3 separate regions of the Homo sapiens genome follow, and all the other regions are linked to region 1. A link is a loop called in an ENCODE intact Hi-C map of the cell type or tissue named here. Cell type or tissue: endothelial cell of umbilical vein. All regions are shown on one strand.

Evidence for each region. Hi-C counts contacts between places; a loop is a spot of excess contacts. Peaks named below come from ENCODE experiments on the same cell type or tissue, not always from the same donor. Only the 100,000 strongest peaks of a DNase experiment are listed, where the experiment ranks them.
Region 2: it touches region 1 in a loop (10-fold over the local background); 1 of 110 quality-filtered maps calls a loop at or near these places.
Region 3: a loop joins it to region 1, with 6 times the contacts of the local background. A loop is called at or near these places in 1 of 110 quality-filtered maps.

The regions. Positions count from the first base shown.
Region 1 is chr12:20,028,947-20,033,946 of GRCh38, forward strand. All of the region lies in intron 2 of LINC02398 (long intergenic non-protein coding RNA 2398), which reads left to right. LOC124902893 (a long non-coding RNA gene) reads left to right here and starts at 4,509. Exons shown (of 2, transcript XR_007063238.1): 1 at 4,509-5,000. In endothelial cell of umbilical vein, no CTCF peak of the experiment used is centred here; a DNase peak (open chromatin) is centred at 2,105; H3K27ac peaks cover 2,245 bases.
Region 2 is chr12:19,957,194-19,962,193 of GRCh38, forward strand. No RefSeq gene overlaps it. Among named protein-coding and RNA genes, the nearest start is that of LINC02398, 55 kb to the right of the region's middle. In endothelial cell of umbilical vein, no CTCF peak of the experiment used is centred here; DNase peaks (open chromatin) are centred at 2,318 and 3,498; H3K27ac peaks cover 3,723 bases.
Region 3 is chr12:20,148,111-20,153,110 of GRCh38, forward strand. No RefSeq gene overlaps it. Among named protein-coding and RNA genes, the nearest start is that of LINC02468, 23 kb to the left of the region's middle. In endothelial cell of umbilical vein, no CTCF peak of the experiment used is centred here; a DNase peak (open chromatin) is centred at 2,911; H3K27ac peaks cover 791 bases.

The DNA.
Region 1 (5,000 bases):
TTGGTGGCTTTCTCAGAATCTTTTATTTATTTATTTATTTATTTTTGTTATACTTTAAGTTTTAGGGTACATGTGCACAACGTGCAGGTTAGTTACGTATGTATACGTGTGCCATGTTGGTGTGGATTTAAAAATTTAAAGAAATTTAAAAAAAACTGCTCTCTGATATTGAAGTTACACTGTGTGCTATAGTGTAACCCTCACTATTATACCTTAAATATTTAGGAAATCTCTATTCTCCATTTTAACAAGTAAGGTCCTGGCAAGGGATAGTCACTCAAATTTGGTAACCAAGGAGAGTTTTAAAAGTGATTACATAAGAGATATCATCAGGATTTAGGAAAACAAAGAAGGGATAGTGCAGTTGCCTAGACCTAAAGGGGTATAGAAAAGAAGCACTAACTAGAAGGAACCCAGAGAGAGCCTCTCTCTTAGTTGGGAAGGCCATTCACCTGATATTATAGGAGCTGTAGGTAGATAAACGCAGGCAATATGCAGCAATCCACCAAGAAGGGAGCTGAAAAAATTAATTCCTTTACGTTTCTTTACCCGCCTACTCTGATCTTGCCAGCATCTTCCATTCACCAAACCCAACTGGAAATCAGTGGGCACGGGAGACCATTGAGCAGAACATAACTTTCAGACTCCCAGGTTACAAGACAAAGTGGATAAAGTGGAGAGTGATTTGGAGATGCACACAGAAAACATCCAACACGTACAAATTGTGTGAGTTATATTTGGGGAGATCAGAGAAAAGAAAGCATGTTCCATGTTTGGGTCAATACATGGTAGACAGAAGGAAGCAGCGTCAAGAATTAAGAAGCAAGACATTGAGAACTTGGCCAAAACTGGTATTAGAAATAAATAGGCACAATGTAAAAACCCCATCAGAGGAGGCTCACTAATTTTCCTCTTCAATTTGAGTGGGGATTTGATTCAATGTTATTGGAATCTCAAAAGGTAGAGTGAATCAACTATAATATGGGTTATTTGCTTATTTGTATACATATCTTGCTTTCTCTACTGTGAATCTCCCTAAAGATAAGAGAGACTGCCCACCTTTATTTCATCCCATACCCCCTAAGACAATGCCTTATAGATAGTGTGTGTTCCCAAATTATATGCTAAATGGATTAATAAATGAATGCAGTTTCCCTGCTCAGAGAACTTCCATGGCATCCTGAGATTGCCTTTTAAATACCTCTAATAGTATTGCTTCAATCCACCTTTTCAGGTACAATGCTATTTTGCTCTAGGTATTTGCTTAGTTATTTTATTTTTTTTCAATTTTTGGAAAAGATGGGTATCGCATATATTGCCCAGGCTGGTCTCAAGCTGGGCAATATATATCCCTTTTATCCCCTAATGAATTTCTACCTAACACTACAATTATAATTTTCATCAGTACAACTTACATTTTTTTCTGTTTGAATTCTCATTAAATTTTAATGTATATGATTGTACTTTAATCAAGTTGTTTCCAAAATTCTGTTCTATCAATGTATATTTGAGCATCTAACTTTAATATTAACTTCCTGGAGGCTTTTATACTTTCACATGTAAGAAAAAACTGAAACAAGCAGTAACTAATATTAGCTAGTAAATGTGGTTTGAAATGGCCAGAAAAGGTTAGGAAAATGGAGTCCTTTTATCATGTTACATAATGCAAAGTCAAAAGAAACACCATGTTCCTCCTGAGATGGAAACCTCTTGTTAATTTTCATCACGTATACGTGATTTTGGCTAAGTCATAATACACGTTGAGTTAGACCAGAGCCTATTTTTCTTCTTTTTTTAAATTTATGCTTGTATTTCTACAGTTCATATTAGAAGGAAAAAAAACAGGAAATAGAAGTAGTGTGAGTCCTAAACAATCTAAAAGGAAATGGGAAAGCTACCCAATTCCATATTTCATAGTTTAGACAAAAGAAAACATTTTTTTAATATCTACTTAAGAATATTTACACAGTTGATTTAAAGTTATATCAGTTTATGCCCTTTGTATGTTTTAGATAACATTGTTGAATTTCCTCTGACTTAACATGAGATGGACTTGCCTGTGTGCAGAGCTATGCAGGCAGGCACTCCCTCCTCCATCCCAGCAAAAGCCATTTATTAAGCAGCTGTTGTTATTAGTTTACAAAAGGTTTTTCAACACTGTGTGCTTTGTGACTTCACCTTTCAGTTTGTTTTGAGGAAAGCCACATTCCTTAGATTCTCCTCTCTTAACTCTCATTAGGCCAACTGGCAAGTTTAGATGATGTCGTTTAGAAAAATTGGTCAAAACTAGAATATAAACATAACGTGCAATATTCCTGGCTACCTACACAGCATATTTTGATACTGAATACAGCAAATCTATGAAATCTGAAATAAAGGAGCTTTGTGCCAAGTCATGCTCTTTAGGCAGCGCTCTGCAAATCTCAGAAAAAGTAGAACCCCGAACAATTTTTGTGACCTGAAATCGAAGTCAGCAAGGTTTCCCATTCAAGGTGGACAAGTAGCTACCTTTTCAACAATCATATATTTTTTGCAGTCAGACAGACTATTGCAGAGAAGCAATAGATCACCTGTCCCACCTATGGACAGGTGCCAGGAGGTGTCTGTTCCTTGAGCTCAAACATTCATGAATCAAATCTATTTGTATCTTGCTTTATTGACACCCAACACTTTCAGCAAGGTGTGAAAATGGTGTGTGAGTCAAGACAAGTTGAAGAAAATAAACCAACATGTATACAATACCTGATACTTTACTGTTACAGATCATGTGGACTTAAGTTAGTGTTATTAAAAATATTTAGGGCTGGGTGCGATGGCTCGCTCCTGTAATCCCAGCACTTTGAGAGGCTGAGGCGGGCAGATCACCTGAGGTATAGGAGTTTGAGACCAACCTGACATACATGGTGAAACCCCGTCTCTACTAAAAATACAAAAATTAGCCAGGCGTGGTGGCCCATGGCTGTAATCCCAGCTACTCGGGAGGCTGAGGCAGGAGAATCACTTGAACCTGGGAGGCAGAGGTTGCAGTGAGCCAAGATTGTGCCATTGCACTCCAGCCAGGGAAACAAGAATGAAACTCTGTCAAAAAAAAAAAAATTAGATATTAGTTACACTCAAATGGGAAAGATACTTTCTAGTTCTCTCTGATAGGAAAAATACATACCATAGCATGTCTGTGGTGTACGTATAATTTTGAAGACTGTAAGTACAACTCATCAATTTGCAAATAATTATGTATTAAAAAATTATTTGTAAATCAATTCTTTGAAGTGAAGGGTACATTCCCCTGTAGAAATAACATTATAAATGCTATGTACGTTGTCATGACAGTCTTCTAAACCCTATTTAACTCAAACTGTAGCTGCATAGAGCTTGAGTATGGTAAATAAACTACACTTACTTTATGAGAAAACAGATCCTAAGGCACAAAAGATTGAGGCATAATGTCTGCTCATAAAGTAGCCTGGCAGGAGAAATGGGACCTCTTATTTCTGTACCCCTTTCACCAACTCATCAAGGACACTGAGCCTGTTGGGGCTACAGTGATAATAGGGAAAGTACAGAAGATGCATGACTAGAGGTCTCTGATCATGGCCAGGAGAAAAGTTCAGTAGTTTTCAAGGGGAAGTGATTTTCAGGTCAAAGCAACTGTCAAACTTAGTGAAATGGAGTTTCCCTGTGAAAATGCTAACTAGCCACTTGATATAATATCTTAGATGTGTAGGACCATATTACCTATGATATAGTATGGAAAAAATTTAAATTTTTTCTCTAAGTATTTTTCTGTTTATACCTTTTATTTTCATGCTTGCTTAGTACATAGAACAGGGGGCATGAAATAAAGGAAAACCAAACCAAGCAATACATTGAGCCACCACCATCCAGGAGGGCAATTGATGGGTAATGGGTAATATAGGGTATCATGTAGTCTCCGAGTTGGTCTATTGGAGGTCTCCTTTCCTCTCTAATGCAGCCCCCAATCAGGAGATTTCTCTTCACATTGAAGGGAATAGAATATATCCATGCTTAGAACAGGGATGAACAGCAGGATGAATTCATGCAAAATCCAAGGAGAACAGAATATTGATCAAGGGGAACAAAGGGCCCCTATGTTAGGCAGCAGGGCTGTATCAGTGAACAAACTATAGAAAAGCAACTTCAAGGTAAAAATTAATAATATAAGAAAGCATAGACGGCCGGGTGTGGTGGCTCACACCTGTAACCCCAGCACTTTGGGAGGCCAAGGTGGGTGGATCACGACGAGGTCAGGAGATCGAGACCATCCTGGCTAACATGGTGAAACCCTGTCTCCACTAAAAATACAAAGATTAGCTGGGTGTGGTGGCAGGTGCCCGTGGTCCCAGCTACTCGGGAGGCTGAGGCAGGAGAATGGCGTGAACCCGGGAGGCGGAGCTTGCAGTGAGCCAAGATAGCTCCACTGCACTCCAGCCTGGGCGACAGAGCGAGACTCCATCTCAAAAAAAAAAAAAAAAAAAAAAAAAGGCATAGACATTTTGCAAAGCATTTGAGAGGTAAGCAAAGACTGCTTACAAAAGTTTTTTTCAACACTTTGTGCTTTGTGACTAGTTGATATGTAGTAATTTGTATGTAAATTTAACTTTATGCATGTAACAGGGTAAAAGTTCCTCTTATAATAATAAGGCTCTTGAAAGAAGGAAATATTACCGCAATAGAGACCAACAGAGGACAAGAATTGCACAGACACACGGAAGAGGATCACCAGCCTTGTATACAACAGAAATGCTTCTGAAATATTCCCTTAATTATTCTCGCTAAAGACTTCTACTGGTCCCTTATATGAGGATGACTGGAAAATGTGTTAGAACTCCCTTGGAGATTGCAGTATGTACTTATGCTGAAGTTAATGAATTCCAGGCTCTCAACCACTCTACTAATCCTTCCTTCATAATGCCCAGAAGTACAGAATCTAATGAAATTGATATTTGAACTAGGCTGCTTCTATGTGTCTATTATGGTAG
Region 2 (5,000 bases), 72 kb before region 1:
ACTGTTGTATTATTTACTTAAAACATTTAAACACCAGCAGTATGATGTAGAATGTATATTATCTATTTCTTAAAGGTGATTAAATATCATTGAAAACACTTGGGAATATACATACAATTAGGCTACATTGAAAGGTTCTAATCTAGTAGTTCTCAACTTTGTCTATAAATTGGAATTACCTAGGAAGTTTGAAACATAATAATGACTGACCCCACCCCCAGAAATTCTGATTTTTATTGGTCCTGGGTGTGGAAACTTAAAACCTCTCTCCCAATGATTCTAACATGCAGCCAGGATTGAAGACTACTGCTCTAATCGGACACATACTCACAAAGTTGCTAAGCTACAACTGTTCTTACCAGAGGTCAGCTCTAGAGCATTTATACATTATCATGAATGAAGGTATAAAGGATTTGTTATTGATGAAATGTGTGGTGTTTAAGATATACTGATTCACTAGAAATACGATGCAGCTGCCTCAGCCTTGCTCACACAGGACCTAAGAATCGAGTGGTCTGAGCCACCTCTGCCCTGATTTAAGAGTGTCATCCACCTCATGTCCCAATGGAATATTAGCTGACTCCTTCCACTAGGGCATCTGTTTCTAATTAAACTTGTAAGGCTGGGACTTCGCATATACAGAACATTTCATACGATTGTTTTCATGGTTGCTTGCTAATAAATGTTGGTATGTGTTACCAAATTCAGTGTAAGGCCTCCTTTTATAATGGCATATCTCCCAGAGATGAGATTATAGTGGAACGACACCCCCTGCCCTCCCTTACCTTTAACCATTGGAAGTTAATGATAACTACCTTAGGGCCTTTTGCAATATGTATAGTCTTTTGTAGGGAGAGGTTTCCAGGTGAACTTCCAACTACAATAGAATTCTTCAGAAGCAATGGTGGGGACACTATGAAACTGGAACTGCTCATGTAACAATATTAAAATCTGCTTCGGTTGAGTTTTTATAATCTGTCATTTGGGCTGTATAGTTATGTTACCCAATACTCTGATAATGGCTGTGAAAAAAATCTTCTGAGTCTGACAGAATCCTTGCCCTTCTATTTTGTCCCCATGATAAGTTTATTGGGATATCACTTATATACAGAGAAATGCACAGATATTAAATGTACAGATCAGCCGGCATTGAACAATTGAATACATCTGTGTAACTCTAATCAAGATACAGAACATTATCATCAGCCCAGAAAGTGTACTTGTGCCCCTTCTTATTTAATAACACCCTCCCACACACACACCAAGCATTGCTAATTGATTAGTTTTACTTAATCCATTATTTTATTTAAATGGAATCATATAGCACGCACTCTTGTGTCTGATTGCTTTTCCTCAGCATAATGCTTTTGAGATTTATGTGTTGCCTGTTTGAGTAGCCTGTGCTTTCTTATTGCTGAGAAGTACACCATAGAATAAATGCCACAGTTTGTTTATCCATTCTCCTGCTGATGGTCAATGAGCTATATCCAGTTTTTAGCTATTATGACTAAAACTGCTATAAACATTTTATACAAGGGACATGTTTTCCTTTCCCTTCAATAAATATCTAGGAGTGGAATTGTTGTCATGGGTAGATGTGTGATTGCCATTTTATATGTCCACAACCAATGTATCAGAGTCCTAGTTGCTCCACATCCTAATCAATATTTGTATTCCATCTTTTTCATTTTGATCATTCTAATGGTGTGTAGTGTTTTATTGTTTGTCATTGCATTTTTAATTTTCATTTCACTGATGACTATGTTGAACACATTTTATATGCTTATTCAATATTTTTTTATATCATCCTTTATGAAATATCTATTACCTATTTTTAATTGGGTTGTTTACCATTTTGTTTTTGAGTTGCAGGGATTATTTGTTTTGAATTCCAATCTTCTGTCATTTATGTGTTGCGAATATTTTTTCCCAGTCCATCTTCTTAATAGAAGTTTTGGTAAAAATAAGTTTTTAATTTTGATAAATAAGATTTATCACTTTTTTTCTCTTATAGATAGTGCTTTCTCTGTCTTATCTGAGAAATATTTGCCTATCTCATGGTTGAAAAATATACCTCTATGTTTTCCTCTACAAGTTTTATAATTTTAACTTTTATATTTGGGTCTGAAAATCATCTCGAAATAATTTTTGCAGATGGCAACTTTTCTTTTCCCATTGAATGTACTTTGGTGTTCTGGCTAAAAGTCATCTGATAGTATATGTGTGATCCATCCCTTCTATTTTGAGAAACAAATTTAATAACCATGAAATAATAGAAGAATGTGCAATTGCATGATGAATTATGTGCTATATATGCTTACCAACGAAAGTGTTTTTGTTAACATAGCAGAAGACAAGCATCCTGTCATACTTCCCTTATTTCTCATTAAAATATTCAGGAAACATCATGAATCATCATAAAATAGCAACAAAAGTAAAAAGCAAAAGTAAAATACCAAAATCTAAGGAATTTTTCTAGTAACTGAGTTAGTTAAAATGGGTTGCCTTGTTGTGAATCTTTTTTCATTCATTATACTCAGCACTCAGTAAACATTTTCATTCTGGAGATTCATGTTCTTTAGTTATAAAACATTTTATTGTATTAGTCTTTTTTATGATTATCTCCCCACCAGCATCTGATCTGTTCTCTTTCTGGAGTTCCTATTAGTTGCATGAAATATCTCCTAGGTGAATCCCCATTATTCATATTTTTTTCTCTTACCCATCTCATTGGCTTTTTGTCTTACTTTCTGGGACATTATTATTATGGAATATGGGCTATTTCCAGGATATTGTTTTCTAAGACTTCTTTTGAATTTTGTACTGCAGAAATTATACTTTAAAATTCCAAGAGCTCTTTTTTTTGGATTTTTTTCTTTATTATACTTTTTCCTTATTTAATTGATCTGTTAACATCTTTTAATTCTATGACAATGTTATGATTATTCTTACCTGCCTTGTCTGTTGTCTGCACATTCTCTGTTTCTTCCTAGCTACTTTTTCCCATTTGTTCATTTTCCTAACTACATTTTATGCTGGATTCTTTCCTTAAATGCCAAATAATCATTGGCTGCCCATTCATTTGAGTGAGGAGATAAAGACGTGGTTGGAAGATCATTGGATAGGGGTAGGCTTATACACTGATAGCCTTTACTCTAGGAAAGTCATATGACAAGCTAGTTAGCTTTGTCATTAGGGGACCTACATGTTAGTAGATGTGAGTCTTTCTCTATTTTCTCTAGATAAAAGGTTCTGTAATATTCTGTCTGGAGACATCAGCTTAGCTGCTGCCATTCTGGAGCCAGGTGGGCAGGGGTTTGGGAGAGTGGCTCTGTGGTTCAGTATATTAATCCTCTGTTTTTGGTATGGCTGCACACTGGCCCGTCTTCGTACCTGGAACTTGGGTTTACTCTTGGAAGGTTGCCCACAGAATAAATCTTTGGTCTCTTGCTTTCCTCCTAGAAATTCTCCATTTTTGGAACAGATCTAACTGCTTCTGTGTGAGTCTGTTCTCACATTGCTATAAGGAAATACCCAAGACTGGGTCACTTATAAAGGAAAGAGGTTTAAATGACTCACAGTTTAGCATGGCTGGGGAGGCCTCAGAAAACTTGCAATCATGGTGGAAGGCAAAGGGGAAGCAAGGCACCTTCTTCACAAGGCCGCAGGAAGGAGAATGCCAAGCAAAGTGGGAAGAGTGCCTCGTAAAATCATCAGATCTCATGAGAACTCACTCGCTCTCATGAGAACAGCCTGGGGGAAACCAACCCCATCATTCAATAACCTCCACCTGGTCTCTCCCTTGACACAGGGGATTATAGAGATTACAATTCAAGATGAGATTTGGGTGGGGACACAAAGTCTAACCATGTCAGCGTCTTTTAATAATAATTTTTCAAAAATCACTTTATACCATTTGCTTATTCTTGCTTTCTATAGTATCTGATTTTTGAGTCATTTTGCATTGTCCTTTGTATTGTTATTCTGAGGCTCCACAGGGAAAATCAACTGGTTTTCATTGGTTTACACCATTGTAGGCGCTTAGGTTTGACTCTTTTCCATTTTGCTAAGCCACTGACCATTCTTTCATCTGTTTTCATATTTATAGAAATAGTTTGCATTATACATGTTTCCTTGCATCAAAGATAAAATTGAGTTTTCTCTTTCTTGTTCTAATTATTTTGGGGTGATTCTTTGAGAGGAGAAAAAAGTGAAAATCTTTTAACTATTTATCTTGAAATCACTCATCTAATTGACTTAAAAAAAAGAAACTCCTTTAGACTAATATAACTATAAAAGAAGAAAAACATGTCTATTTCTTTCTCTTAGTAGCAAAACTACTACGATACTTGCATCAAACCTTACTTGAAGAAAAAAATCTAACCTGAAAATGAAGGCGAGTATAAATAGGACTATTTGTTTCTGACAAGTGCTTGAATGAGTGATACATATGCTGAGTATAGACATGCAAGGGTTCTAACACACAATAGAATACACTCTTACTCCTACCTCTTTCTTAGCTTAGATATTTTGTATCCCTGTTGCATTTGTATGCTGAATCTCACATGGGTAAGTATTCATATAATCTTTATAGAAATAAATAAAAATGTTACCTTCTTAGGATATTAGGTGGCAAAAAAGATTAATTCCATATTTATTGTTCATGTGTATACTGATACAGTCACTAGAGACGATACTTGGTGACTCACAAGATTAATTTTATTTTTATAAAATGGATCCTCTACAATGGATTACTTGCTGTATCTTGGAGCAAGGCAATTCTTGAGCTACTTCAAATATTTTTCCACTTTATTGGAGGCTTAGTATATATTATCCTTCAAATGTGCTATAAATCCGTTTAAATTAAAAATACTTTTATGCTTGCAGTTGGACGTCCTTTCACAGTTTTACAAAAAGAAGAATATAGCCATTCTATTTTATTTTACTTAAAACCATTTATTTAAATTCTTGTTGGAAAGTGGATTAGGTAACTACCTATG
Region 3 (5,000 bases), 120 kb after region 1:
TTATTTTATTTTATTTATTTTTAGGACTTTGGGATCTATGTTCATAAGAGTGATTGAACTACATATTTTTTCTTTTCCTGTAATATCCTTCTAATGCTTTGATTAGTGATATACTAACCTCATCAAAGAAGCTGTGCCGTTTAGTTTTTGTTTTCCCCTATTCTCTGGAAGGGATTGTATAAGATTAATGTATTTTTTTTTCCCCTGAGTGGCTGGAAAATTCCCCTGGTAGAGTCATTTGGGTCTGGAGTTTTCTTGGTGTAATGTTTCTGAAAGATTCAAATTTATCAATGCATTTGACTCTTGAACAATGTGGGGGTTAGGGACACCAACCCCCATGTGGTCAAATAACTATGTATGACTTCTGAGTCTCCCAAAACCTAACTATTAATCACCTACTGGTAACTGGAAGCCTTACTGATAACATAAATAGTTGATTAACACATGTTTTATATGTTATATGTATTATATACTGTATTCTTACAATAAAGTAGCTAGAGAAAATAAAATGTTATTAAGAAAATCATAAGGAAGAGAAAATGTATCTACTATTGAGTGGAAATGGATCATTATAAAGGTCATTTTCATCTCTTCAGATTGAGTAAGCTGAGGAGGAGGAGGAAGAGTTGGCCTTGTTGTCTCAAAGGTGGCAGAGGTGGAAAGAGAGGTAGGAGAGGCAGGCACATTAGGTGTAACTTTACAGAAGTACAGTAATTTCTGTCTGACTTTGCACTTTCTTTCTCCTAAAATGTTTCTATATGGTACCAATACTTCATCCACCATTTGCTTTAGTTTCTGTGCCTATATCACGGAAGGGTCCATGTAGTGAAAGAAGTCAACGGCAGTCTTGAATAATTGGAACCCTTCTGCCAAATTGTCTGATGTCCATTTGTTTTCTGGCATCACTTCTTCTATGACTTCTTCCCCACCATCTGGTACGGTTGAGAAGCATTCATCTCCATAATGTTGTCTTCTGTTAACTGCTTGCATGTGGTGTCTATTAGCTCTTGAATTTCTCTAAAACCCGTATCTTGAAATCCTTCCATCCATATCTGCTTTCCATATTCACAATCTCTTTAATGATTTATTTGATTGGTTCTGTCATAAATCCTGTGAAGTCACGCACAACCCCTCAACAAAGTTTTCTCCAACAGAAATGTATTGTTTCAGGCTTGATGGCTTTCATGGCCTTTTCTAAAACAACGATGGCATCTTCAATTGTGTAATTCTTCCAGACTTTCATGATGTTTTCTCTATCAAGGTTCTCACCCATGGTGTTAAAATTTTTTCCATAGAGTGCCATGGGCAATGAGCCTTAAAGATCCTGTAACCCCATGGTCTAGAGGCTGAATCAGAGACATTGTGTTTGGAGGTACATAGACCACTTTGGTGCCTTTGGTGTTAAACTCATGGAGTTCTGAGTGGCCAGGGGCATTGTCTAATGTCAAAAGAACTTTAAAAAGCAGTCTCTTACTCTCAAGGTACATCCTGACTTCAGAGACAGAGCACTGACAGAACCAATCCAGAAAAAGGGTTCTCATCAAGGCCTTCTTGTGTACAACAAAAAGACTGGCAACTGGTGTTTATTTTCTACCTTCAAATCTCAGGGGAAGGCTGAGCATGGTGGCTCATGTGTGTAATCTCACTGCTTTAGGAGGCCAAAGTGGGAGGATTGTTTGAGGCCAGAAGTTCAAGGCTGCAGTGGGTCATGGTTGAGCCACTGCACTCCAGCCTGGGGAACACAGTGAGACCTTGTCTCTAAAACAAAACAAAGCAAAACGAACAACAACAAAAACAAAAACCTCAGGGGTTAGCAGCTCTATAGATAAGGATAGTCCTGATCATAAACCCAAATGTTTTTGCACAAAACGGTAGAGTTAGACTATCCTTTTCTGCCTTAAATCCTGGCATTCACTTCTCTTCCTTACTAATTAATGTTCATTGTGATATTTCTTTTTTTCTATAATAGGGCACTCTTATCTGCATTAAAAACCTGTTTAGGTAAATGTTCTTTATCTTCAACCATTTTCTTTCTTTTTTTTTTTTTTCTTTTTTTTTTTTGAGACAAGTTCTCTCTCTTTCCCAGGCTGGAGTGCAGTGGTGCGATCTGGGCTCACTGCAACCTACGCCTCCCAGTCTCAAGTGATCCTCCTAGCTCAGCCTCTTGAGTAGGTGGGACTACAAGTGCATGCCACCATGCCTGGCTTCATATGTGTGTGTGTGTGTGTGTGTGTGTATATATATATGTATGTATATATATATATATATGTATGTATGTATATATATATATGTATGTGTATATATATATGTATGTATGTATGTGTATATATATATATATATATATATATATACACACACACATTTTTTTTTTTGTAGAGGCAGGATTTCACCATGTTGCCCAGGTTGGTCTGAAACTCCTGGGATCAGGTGATCCACCCACGTTGACCTCGAAAGTGCTGTGATTACAGGTGTGAGCCACTGTGCTTCGCCTATCTACAATCATTTTCTTAATGGCATCTGGGAAGTTATCTGTTGCCTTTTGACTGGCAGAAGCTGCTTTTCCTATTATTTTGACATTTTAAAAGCCAAACTTCCTTCTAAAATTATCCAACAATCCTTTGCTGGCATTAAATTCTCCAGCTTTAGATCCTTCTTTTTGCTTTAAGCTGTCAGCTGCATTTTCAATATAAGATAAAAGGGTATCTGACAAAAAGTGTAAGGCTTTTGCACCTGCTGGTGTAGCTGCAGCTATGGGTTCACAAGTTTCCTTTCCATTTTTTCAATGGTCGTTATTGCTGGATTTATTTCTCTTGAAATGGCAGGGCTACTGCAGTTACAGATCTCAATCTCTGATGCATATCCGGCAATTCAACTTTGTCTTGTAATGTCGTGACTGCTGTGTGCTTCTTGGGAGCATTGCCAGCATCACTAGTGGCACTTCGTATGGATCACATGGTGTGATTCAAGGTTTAAAGTATTGCCCTAAACACAATAAAAAATATGAGAGAACTGCAAGAGGCCATTTTTTTTCTGTGATGTGCAATTTACTGTTGAGACAAACTGCTCATGCAGAGATGATTAGCATCACAAGTCATTTAAAATGGATATTTGCAACACTTGAGCTCACTGCAATAGCCATAGGAGGTAGCTATGAAACTGTTACAGTAGTACAGTGTGAACTACAGTTAATTTCATGCCATTTTAAAACCACATCTTTACATTTGTTTATGTTTCTCTTGACTGCAAATGGTACCATGTATGGCGTATGTTTGTGTACGTAACTTTAGTTAAACATAAAGCTTTACTTTGATAAACCTAAACTTCTTATAATAGCTTTCTGTATGTTTTATGGTAGTAAATAAGTAGACTAGTATCTACATATATTTCATACATTCAAGACATATCCAACTTTTTCTTATATTTTTTAAATATTTGAGAGCTTTTAATAAATTGTCACAAATCTCCAAAAATTTTTTCAGTATATTTACTGAAATAAAACCAGTGTATGTGTGGACCCATGTAATTCAAACCCGAGTTGCTTAAGGGTCAACTATAGATAAAGCTATGAAGATTTCATATTTGTTTTTGTGCTAATTTTGGTAAATTTTGTTTTTCTAAAAAATATTTTTAAAATAAAATTTATTGTCATAAAGTTGTTTATATATCCTAGGATAAGATGTGGTTCCTTAACCAAAAACATCAGTATATTCTGGGATATTGTTAGAAATGCAAATTCTTAAGCCATGTGCCAGACCTACTGAATAAGAAGCTCTAAAGATGGGGTACAACACCTTGTATTTTAAGAAGGCCTCAGGTGATCCTAATGGGTGCCAACGTTTAAGAACTGCTGCTCTGTTAAGCTTCTGCAGTAGCCTGCAATGTTGGTATGCAGTCTTTTCATTATTATTTTATCATAATATTATTATTTTATTTTAATTTTCTACTGTGATTTCTTCTTTGATAGAAGGGTTATTTAGACAGGTTTTGCTTAATTCTTAAATCTTTGTGGGTTTTTTTGTTTTTTATTTCAAACTTAATTTCATGATGGTCAGAAAGTAAATTTTGTATGATGTTAGTTCTTAGAAATTTGTATATATTCATTTTTGATACTGGTTTCATGTGAACCAGAAAAGAATGTGCACACTGAAGTTTTTAGTACAGCGCTGATATATATTAATTAGGTCAGGTTTGTTAATGATCAAATCTTATTCATGCTTACTTGTTTTACCTCTTATATGTATTTGCGTATCTCTTTTTGAGATAATTATGTTAAAATTTCCCATTACAATTAGAATTTGTCTTTTTCTGGTTTTAGTTCATTAAATTGTATTTATTTGAAGGCTACATTATTCATTGCATAAAAATGTAGAATTGTTATATCTCCTTAGTTGATTGACAGTTTTATCACTGAAATGGTCCCCTTTATGTCTAATAATGCATTGACTTATCTTTACTTCACCTGGTATTAACATAGCTATAACAATTTTCTTTAAGTTAGCGTTTCATGGTGTATCCTTTTGAGGTTAAAAAAAATTTTTACATGTCATAATTAAGGTGTGTCCCTCAAAAGCGGTGTATAAATAGGTTTTGATTTTTGTCAAGTTTAAAATTTTGTCTTCTAATTGAAGTGCTTATTTCATGTTCATAAATCTACCATTTTATATCTGTTCCCTATTAATTTCATGTTTATAAATCTATCTTGTTCTACTTTCTCTCTTCTTAGCTATTTTTTTTAACTTAGGTTTTGCCTAATTTTATTCGTATTTTTTTCTGCTGACTTCTTAGTTTTGCTTCTTAAATTTTCACTGCACTTTTAGTAGTTAACCTATTGCAGTGTAAATCCTTGATTTATTAGAATCGTCCTCATATTGGTACTTAAGGCAATTTCCCGAAAATGTAAGAACATTAAGTACTGTAATTTCATTTACTCCTTGCAAATTTTTGCATTATTATTATGTATTTAATTCTATAAACATTATACATTCTACAAGGCATTATTG